Linked DNA regions of Homo sapiens: region 1 is linked to region 2. The links are chromatin loops, found by intact Hi-C in ENCODE. Cell type or tissue: PC-3. All regions are shown on one strand. Links, peaks and the distances in the headings refer to the core of each region. The heading gives the core; the rest is flanking DNA.

What was found. A loop is a pair of places that touch in the nucleus more often than their neighbours do. Peaks named below come from ENCODE experiments on the same cell type or tissue, not always from the same donor. Only the 100,000 strongest peaks of a DNase experiment are listed, where the experiment ranks them.
Region 1: a loop joins it to region 2, with 14 times the contacts of the local background. A loop is called at or near these places in 1 of 110 quality-filtered maps.

What each region holds. Positions count from the first base shown.
Region 1 is chr1:61,623,492-61,631,516 of GRCh38, reverse strand. No RefSeq gene overlaps it. Among named protein-coding and RNA genes, the nearest start is that of TM2D1, 98 kb to the left of the region's middle. In PC-3, for the core only: no CTCF peak of the experiment used is centred there; no DNase peak of the experiment used is centred there.
Region 2 is chr1:61,537,103-61,545,127 of GRCh38, reverse strand. No RefSeq gene overlaps it. Among named protein-coding and RNA genes, the nearest start is that of TM2D1, 180 kb to the left of the region's middle. In PC-3, for the core only: no CTCF peak of the experiment used is centred there; a DNase peak (open chromatin) is centred at 4,847; H3K27ac peaks cover 4,269 bases.

The sequences.
Region 1 (8,025 bases), core at 1,003-6,002, 87 kb before region 2:
CTCTTTTTGTGATTTTAGCAGCAAGTGATGCTCAAGGCCTAGACTCATTTATTTATTAGAGGTTTTAAAATTGTGACTTTCTATCACTTTGTTTTCATATGAGCTGAAATAATTTTATAAAGAGACCCTTCTCTTTATGCACCATGTGGTTAGCCAGTTCATATGGAATAGGCAAGGTAAAGGCTTCTTTCTTTTAATTCTGAAGGAAGTGAATTGGATTCCTTTTTATCCTCACAAGGTGAGCAATTCATTGCTTTTCCCTTTAATATTATTATAAACTCATGGATTTAAACATATTTGATGAACTTTAATCTATTGCAGTTTTTACTGAAGCTGAAATTGTCCCATCTTTGGTCAATAGGAGCCTCTTCAAGTTGCCTCCTGAATCTTTCTGGCATGATCCCAGGGGTCTTTGATAGCTTCCTTGCCATCTGGCATGTCAACATGTTCAAGGCACATCTTGTAAGCCATTTCTCCAAAAATCCACGCTTTCTTTAAATGGGAAATGGTATTTCAAAACCACAGTCTGGGCCCAAGGGAAGCTCATTATTACTGGGGTGATCGTGGTTTCTAGTTTGTACTGATATTTCCAATTTAGATGCAGGCTATAGGGTTTGTTTTACCTAACCTCTTCTATGCTACACCTGTATCTCCTTTCTTCCACACCGAGAATCCTGCTACTCAAGGACAAGATAGAAGTAGAATATCCTATAATTATCTATTTGCTTTGTCCCACATGACACATATAATAGTCTCAGAATAGCAATACTAGTACTACCATCATGAATGATGATTACCGAAAGCGTAACTGAAAAATACTTTTATTTTGCCTATGCTATTTCCATCTCCCTCATTTTAATGGTTTTTGTATATCTAGCTTGCCAGATTATGTAGACATATAATGTAATCCCTCCCTTTTAACCCTTATTTAGTCTTAGTTATGCAATTGAATATACATCTAATACCCACCATTAGTTCTTATGTCAATGACTCTCCAATCATTTGGTGGTCTGAAGCTTGCTAGCTAGTATGGTGCTATCCCATAGAATTTTCTGTGATGATGGAAATGCTCCATATCTATACTGTCCAGTGTGGTAGCCATTAGCCACATGCAGCTGTTAAGCACTTGGAATATAGCTAGTTTGACTGAAGAATTGAATTTTTATTTATTTATTTTTTTTGAGACAGAGTCTCGCTCTGTCACTAGGCTGGAGTGCAGTGGTGTGATCTCAGCTCACTGCAACCTCTGCCTCCCGGGTTCAAGCGATTCTGCTGCCTCAGCCTCCCGAGTAGCTGGGACTACAGGCGTGTGCCACCACACCCCGCTAATATTTTGTATTTTTAGTAGAGATGGGGTTTCACTGTATTAGCCAGATGGTCTCGATCTCCTGACCTTGTGATCCGCCCACCTCAGCCTCCCAAAGTGCTGGGATTACAGGCATGAGCCACTGCGCCCGGCAAGAATTGAATTTTTAATTTTACTTCATTTAGTTCATTCAAATTAAAATATAAATAGCCACATGTGGCTAGTAGCTACCGTATTGGTCAGCTCAGAGGTAGTAGGTTTCTTAGGAAGGGTTCATGGGAACAATATTCCTTGAGTTCTTGCATGTTAACAGTTTGCCTGCTCCTTTTATATTTATAGGTCTGTTTTGCTGTATATAAAATCCTTGGCTCACATTTTCTTTCTTTTAGGATCTTAAGTACGTTACTCCATTTTCTTCTGGCATAAAAAGTTACTGTTGAAAAATCTGATGATAATATAATTTTTTTCCCTTTGAGTCATGTGCACTATTTGCCTAGAAGCCTGAAAGATTTTTTTTTCTTTTTTCTTAAAGCTCAGTCATTTTACTAGAATATGACTTAATGCTTCAGTAGACACTTCGTCACATTGACCAGAGATGATAATTTTATTAATTGTGAATGCCACTGCATGACATGGATTACCTAGAATCCCACTTTTCATTGACAAAGAGTTGAGCATTTTTTCCAGTCCACAGACACGGCCAAAAATCAATCTCCAAATCCAATCTTTGAGATCTTAGGGTCTATGTCCTGGTACCATTTTCTGTATCAGTCAGTGTCCAGTCAGGAGACAGAAACCACATCAATAATTACAACAGAGAATATTTATTTACTGATTTTTTTGAGATGGAGTCTTGCTCTGTCGCCCAGGCTGGAGTGCAGTGGCGCAATCTTGGCTCATCGAAACCTGCGCTTCCTGGGTTCAAGTGATTCCCCTGCCTCAGCCTCCCCAGTAGCTGGGATTACAGGCGCCTGCCATCACGGCTGGCTAATTTTTGTATTTTTAGTAGAGATGGGGTTTCACCGTGTTGGCCAGGCTGGTCTCAAACCCCTGACCTCAAGTGATCTGCCCACTTTTGCCTACCAAAGAGCTGGGATTACAGGCGTGAGCCCCCACACCCAGGTGAGAATTTATTATAAAAGAGAGGGCTGGGCGCGGTGGTTCACGCCTGTAATCCCAGCACTTTGGGAGGCCGAGGCGGGTGGATCACAAGGTCAAGAGATCGAGACCATCCTGGCTAACACGGTGAAACCCCGTCTCTACTAAAAATACAAAAAACTAGCCGGGCGTGGTGGCGCATGCCTGTAATCCCAGCTACTTGGGAGGCTGAGGTGAGAGAATGGTGTGAACCTGGGAGGCGGAGTTTGCAGTGAGCCGAGATCATGCCATTGCCCTCCAGCCTGGGTGACAGAGCAAGACTCCATCTCAAAAAAAATAAATAAAAAAAAGAGAGAGAGACAGTAATGATATAAATGGCACAACCATTTTAGATCTTTTACTAAGCACACAGTGTGCTCTTTCAGTAAGCAATTTCAAATATTGTTATTTTTTATTTAAGGAAAGACTTCAGTATCTGATCTGTTCCCCTGCTTTGGGTTGCTTCAGGTACTCCTGTGATCCATATGTTGGATTTTATCTGCCCATCATCAACATTAGTCACTTTCTCTTGACTTTATTTTTCCTCATTAATTTTTTATTGTAAAATTTTTCCTTCCTTCTACCCCCCAGTTTTAAGGCATTACTTGTCATGTTTATTTGCTTTTATTTTTCCCCTTTGGTAATCTTCACTTTATAAAAAAGTTTTTTCCTTTTATTGGTAATTTTTCCTTGAAGTCTGTTATGTCATTTCTGAGTTTTTTCTAATTGTGATTTGTTATTTTATTTATATTGTATTATTTTCTTAATATTTTTCAGCTCATTTTAAAATAGTATGTAATAGTTTGGGTTTTTTTTTTTTTTTTTTGAGACAGAGTCTTGCTCTGTCACCCAGGCTGGAGTGCAGCGGCGCAATCTCAGCTCACTGCAACCTTCACCTCCTGGGTTCAAGCAATTCTCCTGCCTCAGCCTTCCAAGTTGATCTGTTTTTGAGCATGACTTTCAGATATGCTTTCATTGTCTATAGCGATATTATTCTGTTCCGTCTTTTCCTCTCCTTCTCTTCTCCTTCTGCTTTTTCTTTTTCTTTTTCTTCACCTTTTAATAGAAACCTTGTATGGTATTTGATTTTGATACTTTGTTTGTTACTCATTTTAATGTAAATTTGGTTTTGGTTTTATTGAACTTTAAAAAAGATGTTTGTTTGAGATTTTTTTTTTTTCACTTTACAAAGGCTCTCTCTTTTCTTTTTTTTTTCTTCTTTCTTTTTTTTTTCATTTTTTCCCTGAGATTTCCTGGCTCTGTTCCCCTCCTGCACTTCGATCTGGACCTTCTTTTTCATTTAACTCTGTTGCTCCTACCCTGCCCCTCTCCTATTTCACTCCCAGAAGTTTATCCTGTGTGGTTCTGTTCTGGAAGGAAGCCTTGTTGGGCCTGTTTGAAGGGTTCAGAGGGATTTGACTGCTCCAGCCACTTAAAGGCCTTACTCCTTACACTCAGCCACTATTGGAATTTCTACTGCTATTCTCAAATCAGCCCGCTGCACTTGAAGTCAGTATCTGTTGCCTTATTGGGGAATTCTCAGTCCATCAGTTGCATCATTGTTGCTTTCCTCTGATTTCTCCAACACAGATGCTGATAACGTGTACATCTTGTTGTTACTGTTGGTCTTTTTTTCCCCCACCCATTTGTGTTTTGGGGTTTGTGGGGATACCTCATCACTTAGCTTTGTTGTAAATATTGGTTGTGTTTGGTTTTATACCAATTTTTTCTGTACGTTTTTATGGGAAGATTCAGCAAGATCTAAAACTATGCTGTCACTGCTGCCCCTATCTTCACCTTTTGAGTTTTTGACAGTGGTATTTATACATAATCCCTCAGGGATGTGATATTGTTTTTGATTCCCTGCTTGGTTCACTTCACTTGTCCCTTCCTTCCATGATAAGGAAATCAGCGTGGAGATTCTACCACTTGCCAAAATGGTATTCCAAATTTGTGTTCTGGAATGGGAAAATAACCACAGAATGGGTTCACGAACCCTCTTGGCCAAGATGGAGTCTGGCCAAAACTGCATGTATCACTTGACCCTCCTAAGTCCTTACTTCTACTAATGGATCACAGTTGCCTTTTGTGTCCCTAGGGGTAACACTGTCTAAGAACCAGTGTCCAGTAATACTCCCAAAGTCTAGATATTTCCTTTTCCCCAGTGCACAATTACCCTGGCAAATACCTTTGATTTTCTTAAGGAGACAAGAAGTTTACAATTCATACTTGGGACAGTGCCATAGGATCCTTCCTCATGGATATCTGGCTTCTTTATTCAGTGGGATCAAAAGTAAATTGGATCAGTTTCTGGAAATTGGGTAAGGAAATCTGACTTTTCATTGAGAGAACTCAAATCAGTCCACCACTTTTAGGACTTTTTTTTCTTGACATTTTTTCTGTCCATCTCTTTCAATCCTAGGAAGACCATAATACATAACCTCATTCTTGAGGGTCAAAACATTCTGATTACCACTATATTCCTGCCACTTACATGGGAGACAATTACTGCTGCCATTTGTCCTCTGCCACTCCAGAATCCTATCATCACAACTGAACTCAGACAGCCTGTTTCTACAGCAGTATCTCCTACATAAGACAGCCCTACCAGCTGGGCGCAGTAGCTCATGCTGGTAATCCTAACACTTTGGGAGGATTGCTTGAACCCAGCCGTTCAAGACCAGCCTGGGCAACGTGGTGAGACACCATCTTTACAAAAGATAAAAAAATATTAGCTGGGTGGCTGGGCACGGTGGCTCACGCCTGTAATCCCAGCACTTTGGGAGGCCGAGATGGGTGGATCATGAGGTCAGGAGATCAAGACCATCCTGGCTAACACGGTGAAACCCCGTCTCTACTAAAAATACAAAAATTAGCTAGGCGCAGTGGCAGGCGCCTGTAGTCCCAGCTACTGGGGAGGCTGAGAAAGGAGAATGGCGTGAACCCAGGAGGCAGAGCTTGCAGTGAGCCCAGATCATGCCACTGCACTCCAGCCTGGGCAACAGAGTGAGACTCCATCTCAAAAAAAAAAAAAAAATTAGCTGGGTGTGGTGGTGCCTATATTCCCAGCTACTTTTGAGGCTGAGGTGGAAGGATTACTTGAGCTTGGGAGGTTGAGGCTGCAATGAAACATGATCACACCACTGCACTCCAGCCTGGGTGACACAGCAAGACCTCATCTCAAAACAAAAACAAAAACAAAAACAAAAAACCTTGGCAATCACTGTATTGTTTTAAAGGATATTGGTGCTTGAACCACAGATGTACTTCTCTGTGTCTTAGTGAAGGGAGCACATTCTTTGGTCTCTTTTGGCCAACACGGAAGGTGAATGAACAGGTCATGCATAGTATTTCCATTTTAACATTATTAACTCCCCAAGTCTTTGGATTTTTTTTTTGCCTCTACATTATGTCAAGGAATTTTTGATAACACTTAGGGTAGGCCTCTTTTGAAACCAGATTTCATTTGATCTTCTTGAATTAGATAACTGAATTCTCTTGAATTAGATCACTGAATTCAAAATCTAGCAAACGAATCCATGATGATAATAATCCCTTCTGTTTGATCTAGCCTTTCCCCTATATGGGTCCATGATCACACATATTCCCTGGGCTTCTAGAGCTATAAATAAGCAGGAAATTGCAAATATTTAAATAGCTAAACTTTCTTGTCTCCCTGAGGCATGATGGGATTTGGCTTTTTTTAATAGGTCACAAGACAATGATAATTGTTGTGGTGGAACATGAAGATATTTGGCATCTTCTTGAAGGTAACTATCTCGGGGAGGTCACTGCAGGGTCTCCACGCAAAGCAGAACTGGCATGATTGGGTGGGGAAGAAGGGTTGCTTCTGCTGGTGAGCAAGGCACAGTGGATATTGGGGGCTCCAAGGACTCATATTCATCTGAATTTGCGCAACTGTTCTCATTTCAGTTCTCAAAGTTCCACTCTTTCTTAACCAAAGTCTAACTTGCACATAGAAGACCCAGTGAGGCTGTGAATTCAATTTAATTTGTGATTTAAAACTCGCATGATCAGCTTTGGCATCTTACTTTTGGACATCATCCCATTCAGTTTAAGAGATTAGAGATTGTTTGATGGCAGTTACAGAAACTCTCCAATCTTCTAATTTTGCCTTGAGCTTAGAATTTAAAGAAACGTAAAGGCCTGAGCCTTTCTTTAAGCTCTTCGGGGACTCAGAAGTATTCAGCCTGCCCCGTAGTCCTTGGTTGCCCCATTCTTGCCATACTGATACACCAAAAGGCATGCTTCAAGAGGCACTTAATGTAAGCCCACCAGCAGTGTGACAGTGTAAATAACTCTTTGCAACTGTGCCACAGGCTGCCAGTTTCCCATTTTTCAGTGGCAATTGAATCAGCCCTGCCTTCAAACCCAACCAAATCAGATAACCATTCCCAAATCCTTGTTGGTGACTCTGCTGTCTATAACTACTTACAGTCTCACAAACTTTATTAGTCAGGGCTCAGTATAGGAGATAGAAAACACTCTAGGCTTTTGAAGCATTAGCAGATTTTATATAATTAGAGGATTTTATATAAGAAATGAGGGCCAGGTGTAGTGGCTCATGCCTGTAATCCCAGGACTGTGGGAGGCCAAGGCAGGCAGATCATGAGGTCAGGAGTTTGAGACCAGTCTGGCCAACATGGTGAAACCCCGTCTGTACTAAAAATACAAAAATTAGCCAGGCGTGGTGATGCATGCCTGTAATCCCAGCTATTCGGGAGGCTGAGGCAGGAGAATTGCTTGAACTTGGGAGGTGGAGGTTGCAGTGAGCCGAGATCATACCACTGCACTCCAGCCTGAGCAACAGAGCAAGACTCCATCTTGAAAAAAGAAAAGAAAAGAAAAGAAATAAATGAGGTGCCTTAAAAATGGTTGGAAATACTAGAGTGGCATGAATCCGGAGACCACTACTGTAACTATTCAGCTCAGTGCGCATCATCATAGATGCTATTTAGAGATCAGGTATTTGGGGCTAGGAAGCCACTTCCTTTGTCACCATTGAAATGTTTAACATCCATGAAGGTGTTAACCAGGTACTGAGTCTGGTCATCACTGCCCCATAGCTGCTTTTGATGCTCATGTATGTATTCATGAGCCTGCTTGTTAGCAGAAATAGCAATAGGATAATAGCCTGTGAAGGGTTAATGGATATGAGGCTGTAAAAAAAGCATAAAGAAGTTTATATATAAAAAAGAGAGATGAGATGGCCACTAGTGGGAGAATACAGAGGAAAGGGACAGTTTCTGTTTGGATGTAAGAGATTTAAGCATTGTTATGGGCTGAGGGGGAAGGCAAAGAAGGAGAGGGTGGTTGAGGATGTAGGATAGGACACTAGGAGCAATTGATGAGACAAGCTCTGGAGGAAGTAGGAAGGCAGGAATCAGGGTGACAGTCATCAGGGTTGACCCCAAGCAGAAAAGCAAAAGGAGCAGGCTTACTCTGAGGAAAGCCAGGACCTTGAACGTGCAAAGATTTGACCCATGCAAGGACTCTGCTGGATGTGAGAAATCAAGGAGCATAATCATAGGTGAACGCGTGTCTGCTTCAGTCATACAAGA
Region 2 (8,025 bases), core at 2,080-7,079:
CTAAACGCCTACATCAAAAAGTCTGAAAGAGCACAGACAGGCAATCTAAGGTCACACCTCAAGGAACTAGAGAAACAAGAACAAACCAAACCCAAATGCAGAAGAAAGGAAATAACCAAGATCAGAGCAGAATGAAATGAAATTGAAAGAAACAACAAAAAAAACCACAAAAGACAAATGAAACAAAAAGCTAGTTCTTTGAAAAGATAAATAGAATTGATAGATCATTAGCAAGATTAACCAAGAAAAGAAGAGAGGAAATCCAAATAACCTCACTAAGAAATGAAACAGGAGATATTACAACTGACACCACAGAAATACAAAAGATTATTCAAGGCTACTATTAACATCTTTACACACATAAACTAGAAAACCTAGAAGAGATGGATAAATTCCTGGGAAAATATAACCCCCCTAGCTTAAATCAGGAAGAATTAGATACCCTGAACAGACCAATAACAAGCAGCAAGATTGAAATGGTAATTTAAAAATTACCAACAGAAAAAAAAGTCCAGGATCAGACGGATTCACAGCAGAATTCTACCGGACAGTCAAAGAAGAATTGGTACAAATCCTCTTGACACTATTCCACAAGACAGTGAAAGAAAGAACCCTCCCTAATTCATTCTAAGAAGCCAGCATCACCTTAATACCAAAACCAGGAAAGAGGATAATAAAAAGGAAAACTATCAAACGATGTCCTTGATGAACATAGATGCTAAAATCCTTAACAAAATACTAGCTCACTGAATTCAACAACATATCAAAAAGATAACCCACCATGATCAAGTGGGTTTCATACCAGGGATGCAGGGTGGTTTAACATACGCAAGTCAATAAATGTGATACACCACATAAAGAGAATTAAAAACAAAAATCACACGATAATCTCAATAGATGCAAAGAAAGCATTTGATAAAATCCAGCATCCCTTTATGATTAAAACTCTCAGCAAAATCAGCATACAAGGGACATACCTTAATGTAATAAAAGCCATCTATGACAAACCCACAGCCGATATAATACTGAATGGGGAAAAGTTGAAAGCATTCCGTCTGAGAACTGGAACAAGGCAAGGATACCCACTCTCACCACTCCTCTTCAACATAGTACTGGAAGTCCTAGCCAGGGCAATCAGACAAGGGAAAGAAATAAAAGGCATCCAAATTGGTAAAGAGAAAGTCAAACTGTCACTGCTTGCTGATAATATGATCATTTACCTTGAAAACCCTAAAGACTTCTCCAGAAAGCTCCTAGAACTGGTAAAAGAATTCAGCAGCAAAGTTTCTGGATACAACATTAATGTACACAAATCAGTAGCTCTCCTGTACACCAACAGCAACCAAGCAGAGAATTAAATCAAGAACTCAACCCCTTTTATAATAGCTGCAAAATAAATAAATAAATAAATAAATAAATAAATAAAACACTTAGGAATATACCTAACAAAGGAGCTGAAAGACCTCTACAAGGAAAACTACAAAACACTGATGAAAGAAATCATAGACAACATGAACAAATGGAAACACATCCCATGCTCATGGATGGGTAGAATCAATGTTGTGAAAATGACCATACTGCCAAAAGCAATCTACAAATTCAACACAATCCCCATCAGAATACCACCATAATTCTACAGAGAATTAGAAAAAAACAATTCTAAAATTCATGTGGAACCAAAAAAGAGCCCACATAGCCAAAGCAGGACTAAGCAAAAAGAACAAATCTGGAGGCATCACACTACATGATTTCAAACTATACTATAAGGCCACAGTCACTAAAACAGCATGGCACTGGTATAAAAGTAGGCACATAGACCAATGGAACAGAATAGAGAACCCAGAAATAAACCCAAATACTTACAGTCAACTGATCTTCGACAAAGCGAACAAAAACACGAAGTGGGGAAAGGACACCCTTTTCAACAAATGGTACTGGGATACTTGGCTACCCACCTGTAGGAGAATGAAAGTGGATCTTCATCTCTCACCTTATACAAAAATTAACTCAAGATGGATTAAGGACTTAAATCTAAGACCTGAAACTATAAAAATTCCAGAAGACAACACTGGAAAAACCCTTCTAGACATTGGCTTAGGCAAGGATTTCATGACTAAGAACCCGAAAGCAAATGCAATAAAAACAAAGATAAATAGCTGGGACCTAATTAAACTAAAGAGCTTTTGCATGGCAAAAGGAACAGTCAGCAGAGTAAACAGGCAACCCACAGAGTGGGTGAAAATCTTCACCGTCTATACATCTGACAAAGGACTAATATCCCGGATCTACAACAAAATCAAACAAATCAGTAAGAAAATAACAAACAATCCCATCAAAAATCGGCCAAGGACATGAATAGACCGTTCTCAAAAGAATGTATACAAATGGCCAACAAACATGAAAAAATGCTCAGCATCACTAATGATCAGGGAAATGCAAATCAAAACCACAATGCTAAAATCCTTAACAAAATACTAGCTAACTGAATCCAACAATGTATCTTCTGCAAGAATGGCCATAATCGAAAAATAAAAAAAACAGTAGATGTTGCTGTGGATGCAGTGAACAGGGAACATTTCTACACTGCTGCTGGGAATGTAAACTAGTACAGCCACTATGGAAAACAGTGTGGTGATTTCTTAAAGAAAGTAGAACTACCATTTGATCCAGCAATCCCACTACTGGGTATCTACCCAGAGGAAAATAAGTCATTATTTGAAAAAGATACTTGCACACACATGTTTATAGCAGCACAATTCACAATTGCAAAATTGTGGAACCAACCCAAATACCCATCAATCAATGAATGGATAAAGAAACATATATATATATGATGGAATACTACACAGCCATAAAAAGGAATGAATTAACACCATTTTCAGTGACCTGAATGAGATTGGAGACTATTATTCTAAGTGAAGTGACTCAGGAATGGAAAACCAAACATCGTATGTTCTCACTGATATGTGGGGGCTAAGCTATGAGAATGCAAAGGCATAAGAATGATAAAATGGACTTTGGGGACTTGGGGGGAAGAGTGGGAGAGGGGCAAGAGATAAAAGACTACAAATATGGTGCAGTTTATACATAGGTGATGGGGTGCACCAAAATCTCACAGATCACCACTAAAGAATTTACTCATGTAACCAAATACCACCGGTACCCCAACAACTTATGGACAAATAAAATAAATAAATAAAAATATCTAAAAGGGCATAATTGAATTGTTTGTAACACAAAGAATAAATGCTTGAGGTGATGGATATCCCATTTACCCTGATGTGATTATTATGCATTGTGTATCTGTATCAAAATATCAAATATCTCATGTACCCCAAAATATACACCTACCATGTACAAATTTTTTCAAACTTATATTCTTCATTTTATTTATAAGAACATAAAACCATGCAGTGAGCTGAGATCGCGCCACTGCATTCCAGCCTGGGCCACAGAGCGAGACTCCATCTCAAAAAAAAAAAAAAAAGAACATAAAACCATATCTATAAAAGGATATATTAATTGTAAGTAGAATAGCCACATAAGAATACTTAGCAATCCCTAGAAACAAAGAGGCAAAAAAGAAAAAAAAATACCTAGTGAATAAGATAATATTAATGATGACTATGTTCATTAAAATGTTCTACTTTCCATAATCCATCCCTTTGAATCTATTCTTCCACCTTCCAGCCTCCCTTCCTCTATCCTACAGAGTCCAGTGCCCAATCAGGACCTGGAACAAAAACACAATAAATCTTCCTTATATGCTGAAGTATGCATGTATCATTGTATTACTGCAGGCGTGAAACACTGTGAAGATTATTTTAGAAACTGCTAATTTTTTTTTTTTTTTGAGATGGACTCTCGCACTGTGGCCCAGCTGGAGTGTAGTGGCATGATCTTGGCTCACTGCAATCTCTGCCTCCCGGTTCAAGTGATTCTCCTGCCTCAGCCTCCCGAGTAGCTGGGATTACAGGTGCGTGCCAGCAGGCCCAACTAATTTTTGTATTTTTAGTAGAGATGGGTTTTCACCATGTTGGTCAGGCTGGTCTTGAACTCCTGACCTCAAGTATTCTGCCTGACTCAGCCTCCCAAAGTGCTGGGATTATAGGCGTGAGCCACTGCACCTGGCCAGAAACTACTAATTTATAAACAGAAATGATTACCGTGAATTTTCAGTTAATAGGAAAAATAGATTCACACTTAATGTAAATATTAAAAGAAAATATTAAGAGTGAACATTAGCTACTTTAGGAAAAGCATTGTAGATCTTTCTCCAAAAAAGTTTGTAAAAATTTAAGTGAAACACAGGAAAATAAAGATTAGATTAGCATTTATAACATTAAACAAAATCAACTTTACTGTATTTAATTTTTAATTATTTAATTCCATTTAGGCTGTGAGCCATTAAAAAAAAAAGGCCTATTTGGGATTTTTTTCACCTCCCAAGCATCCTTGAACTTACCCACTTCTCATCCCCAAGTCAGCCACACCCATCTCAGCACCATCAAGGGTAACTCTAACTATGAAATCAATTTTCCAGAAGTTACCCACAAAAATTTTAAAAATAAAAGAAATAGGTAGATAGGCATCACCATTCCTAATTGGTTTTTCCTGGAGGGTCAGAGAAGCCTGGATTCAGTACAATTCCTGTCGTAAATATGTGTTTCATAATGATATGAGTACAAGTTCTCATTACAACACAGCTAACGAGGGCCAGATCGGTTGTGGTCGAGTTATTAATATATTTGCCATTTTGTGAGCTACATCTTTGTAAATAAGCCAGGTTGTGGATTTAATTGGGGTCATTTGGGGGGCTTGGCATGGTGCAACAAGGTCACTCCGTTCACTCCTGTGGTTCTTTGTTAGTCATTTTGTGTCCCAAAGTGCTGCAAGCACGAAGAGGCCAGATCACATATTAGCTTTGGGAAACCGGCAGGCTTCCAAGCCACGCAATGCTGTATATGATTCAGGGTGTTGGAGATGATTTTCCTCAAACTTGCTATAGTTCTCTTCTCCTCTTACAAGTAGAAGGTCAGGGTAGGTTAGCATGGAAGAAAAAGAACCAGCTTTGGAGTCAGGCAGTTCTCTGCTCAAAGTGCAGCTCTGCCACTTATTTGCTATAACTTGAGAAAAGCTCTTTTAACCTTTCTGAGTCTCAGGTTTCTCATCTGCACAATGGGATTAGAACTTCCCTATGGGGTTAATGCTAGCACTAGCGAGATTGCATATGCAAAGACCTAATGCTAGCACGGTGCAGCAGCTTGCACCTGTAATCCTAGCACTTTGGGAGGCCGAGGCAGGTGGTGATCCAGGTGAGGTCAGGAGTTTGAGACCAGCGGTGAAACCCCATCTATACTAAAAATACAAAAATTAGCTGGGCATGGTTGTACGCATCTGTAATTCCAGCTACTCTGGAGGCTGAGGCAGGAGAATCACTTGATCACAGGAGGCAGAGGTTGCAGTGAGCTGGTACCATGCCATTGCACTCCAGCCTGGGTGACTCCAGAGGCTGAGGCAGGAGAATCGCTTGAACTCAGGAGGCGGAGGTTGCAGTGAGCTGAGATCGCATCATTGCACTCCAGCCTGGGTGACAAGAGCGAAACTGTGGCTTAAACAAACAAACAAACAAACAAAAAACAAAAAAAACCTAATGCCTATTACACGTTTAAAAAATGGTAGCAAAATATCTACCATTATTTTGGTAGGGACAAATAATAGACAATCGACAGTGATTTGCTAAACAAAGAGGAAATGAACACTTCAGAAAAATACATAGTTTTGGAAATGTGATGTTAATCAAGTAGGGAAATCAGGAAGAGATTAGCGAAAAAAAAGAATAAACTACATCCCGCCTTGTGCTGAGTGCTGTAGACATTTACAGAGCCCAAACAGACATGGCCTGTTGGATGTAGTGTGCTTGATCCTGTTGGATATGAGTGTTAAATACATATCAACCTGAAATAGTCAGTTTACAACACAGGTTGATGAGCAACAAATCATTGCCTGCCACATAATTCATAGTCTATAAATATTTGTCAAGTGGATGAATAAAGCCTATCCTCATCAAATAATGGGTTCTGTGGATTTAAGACTTGCAGAATGAAGGTGTAAGAATCTGGATGGACCTTTTCCCCAGAAAAACCATTTAACAAGTGAAAATTACAGATGACAATCATTTAAGTCTCTGAAAATTGTCCCAAAGGCATGCAGCAAATGGAGAAAGAGTCATTCAAGAAAAACCTATTAAATTATGGTAAAGACAGTGAGAGTCTGTGGCATTTGAGCCAGAATGCATCCCTTTACCCCTACCCAGAGCTTCATGCTAGAGTAGCTCTACTCCAGGCAGGTGAAGCCAAGAAGGCTGTGGCTGCCTCTCCACCCAGTCCTTAGCCTGGAGCTGCAGTTTCACCCAGAGAGGGTCAGGCTGCCATTTCTTATCTTCCCCAGTTCCATGCTGCAGAAGCTCTATTTTAAGCAGGCATGGCCAGAAGGATTGAGTTTCCAACCCCGACCCAGCCCTGACTCACAGGATGGAAGCTTTATTCCAGGTGCAAAGGCTGAGAACACTGGAGCCCTTTTGCTCCCACCTCAACTTGCCAGTAGGGTGGAGGTTCCATGCTAGCAGTGGCGAGAAACGATCAGGAGCTGCCACCTTGACCACTCTTAGAGTGGGATGCCATTTTGGTTAACACAGGTCCCTGTGCTCAGCTATGGTTCAGTGGTACAGGGGTTCTGCCCAGGGCAAAGACAGATCCTAAGTACCAAAGAGCCCTGCAGCTCTGCCTAAGAGAACTGACTTCATTTAGAACAGTGTGGAGAACTCCATATCTAAAGCCACTGTTGAAAACAATGGAGATCTTAGTGGAGGGCCGTTTAAAGCAGGCTGGAGTGCCATCATTTGTACAAGAAAAATGGCAGTACAGAGGCTTATTGGAGAGAAGCAGAGAAAGAGAAAACCAAGAAGAGCTCTCCTGGGACCACAGTCAATTCTGGGGTCAAGAGGGATGTGCCCATGGGTCAGGCTGTGCCTAGTCAAGAGCCATCAGAGCAGGATGCAGGACTGATTTGAAAGGATCTCCTGAGCTGCACATAGAGCCATTAACACAGGGCAGACAGTTTACTAGAACAAAGGATTTAAACATCACCTTTGACGGCTGATTGACAAGAAGCTACTCTGACCAAAGGGAAACTCCTAGAAAACCAGGTTTAAAAGTAAACTCACACTCACCTCTGGCCTTGTAGAACACTATGTGATTGCCTAGGGCTGCACCCTCTCAGGAGTGATTATAGAAGGAACCTCCAAGCTACTAGTCCCTTGCTGAATGTGGGGCAAAAAAAGTAAACTCCTGGAGTTGTAATAGAAATCTCCAGGCCACACACACATTCATTGGTAAAGGGGGAAAAAATCTAACTAGTGAAAGAGGTTAAACACAACTTTTGACCAATAAATGGTTTATGCCAACCCAGGAGTGACCTTTAGGTAGTCAGACTAAAAGATGAAAACAAACAGAAAAAAATCTGGGCAGGGGCATCAGAGGCTGCACATTGCAGCAGAAACAGAATGTGGAATTATTTCAGCCAAATCACCAAACAAATAAACAAACAATTTCTGGAGGGGATTGGTATTCAGAGCTGTTATATTAGCTAAGATGGCCAGTGTTTAACAAAAAATTACAAGACATGCAAAAACCAAGGGAAAAAAACAGGCCACAGAAATAGCCATTGAAGGGGTCTGTATAGTGGACTTAGCAGACAAAGACTTCAAAATAGCTATTAGAAAAACTCCTAGAATAAAACATAGAAGTAAATCTTTACAATTTTGGGTCAGAAAATAGTTTCTTAAATAAATCACCAAAAGCACAAACAGCAAAAGAATAGATAAGTTGAACTCCATTAAAATAAAAACTTTTGTGCTGTGAACAACATCATCGTAAAGGTGAAAAGACAACACAGAATGAGATCCAGTATTTGCAAATCATATATTTGGTAAAGGACCTATATCCAGAATGTAAAAGAACTCTT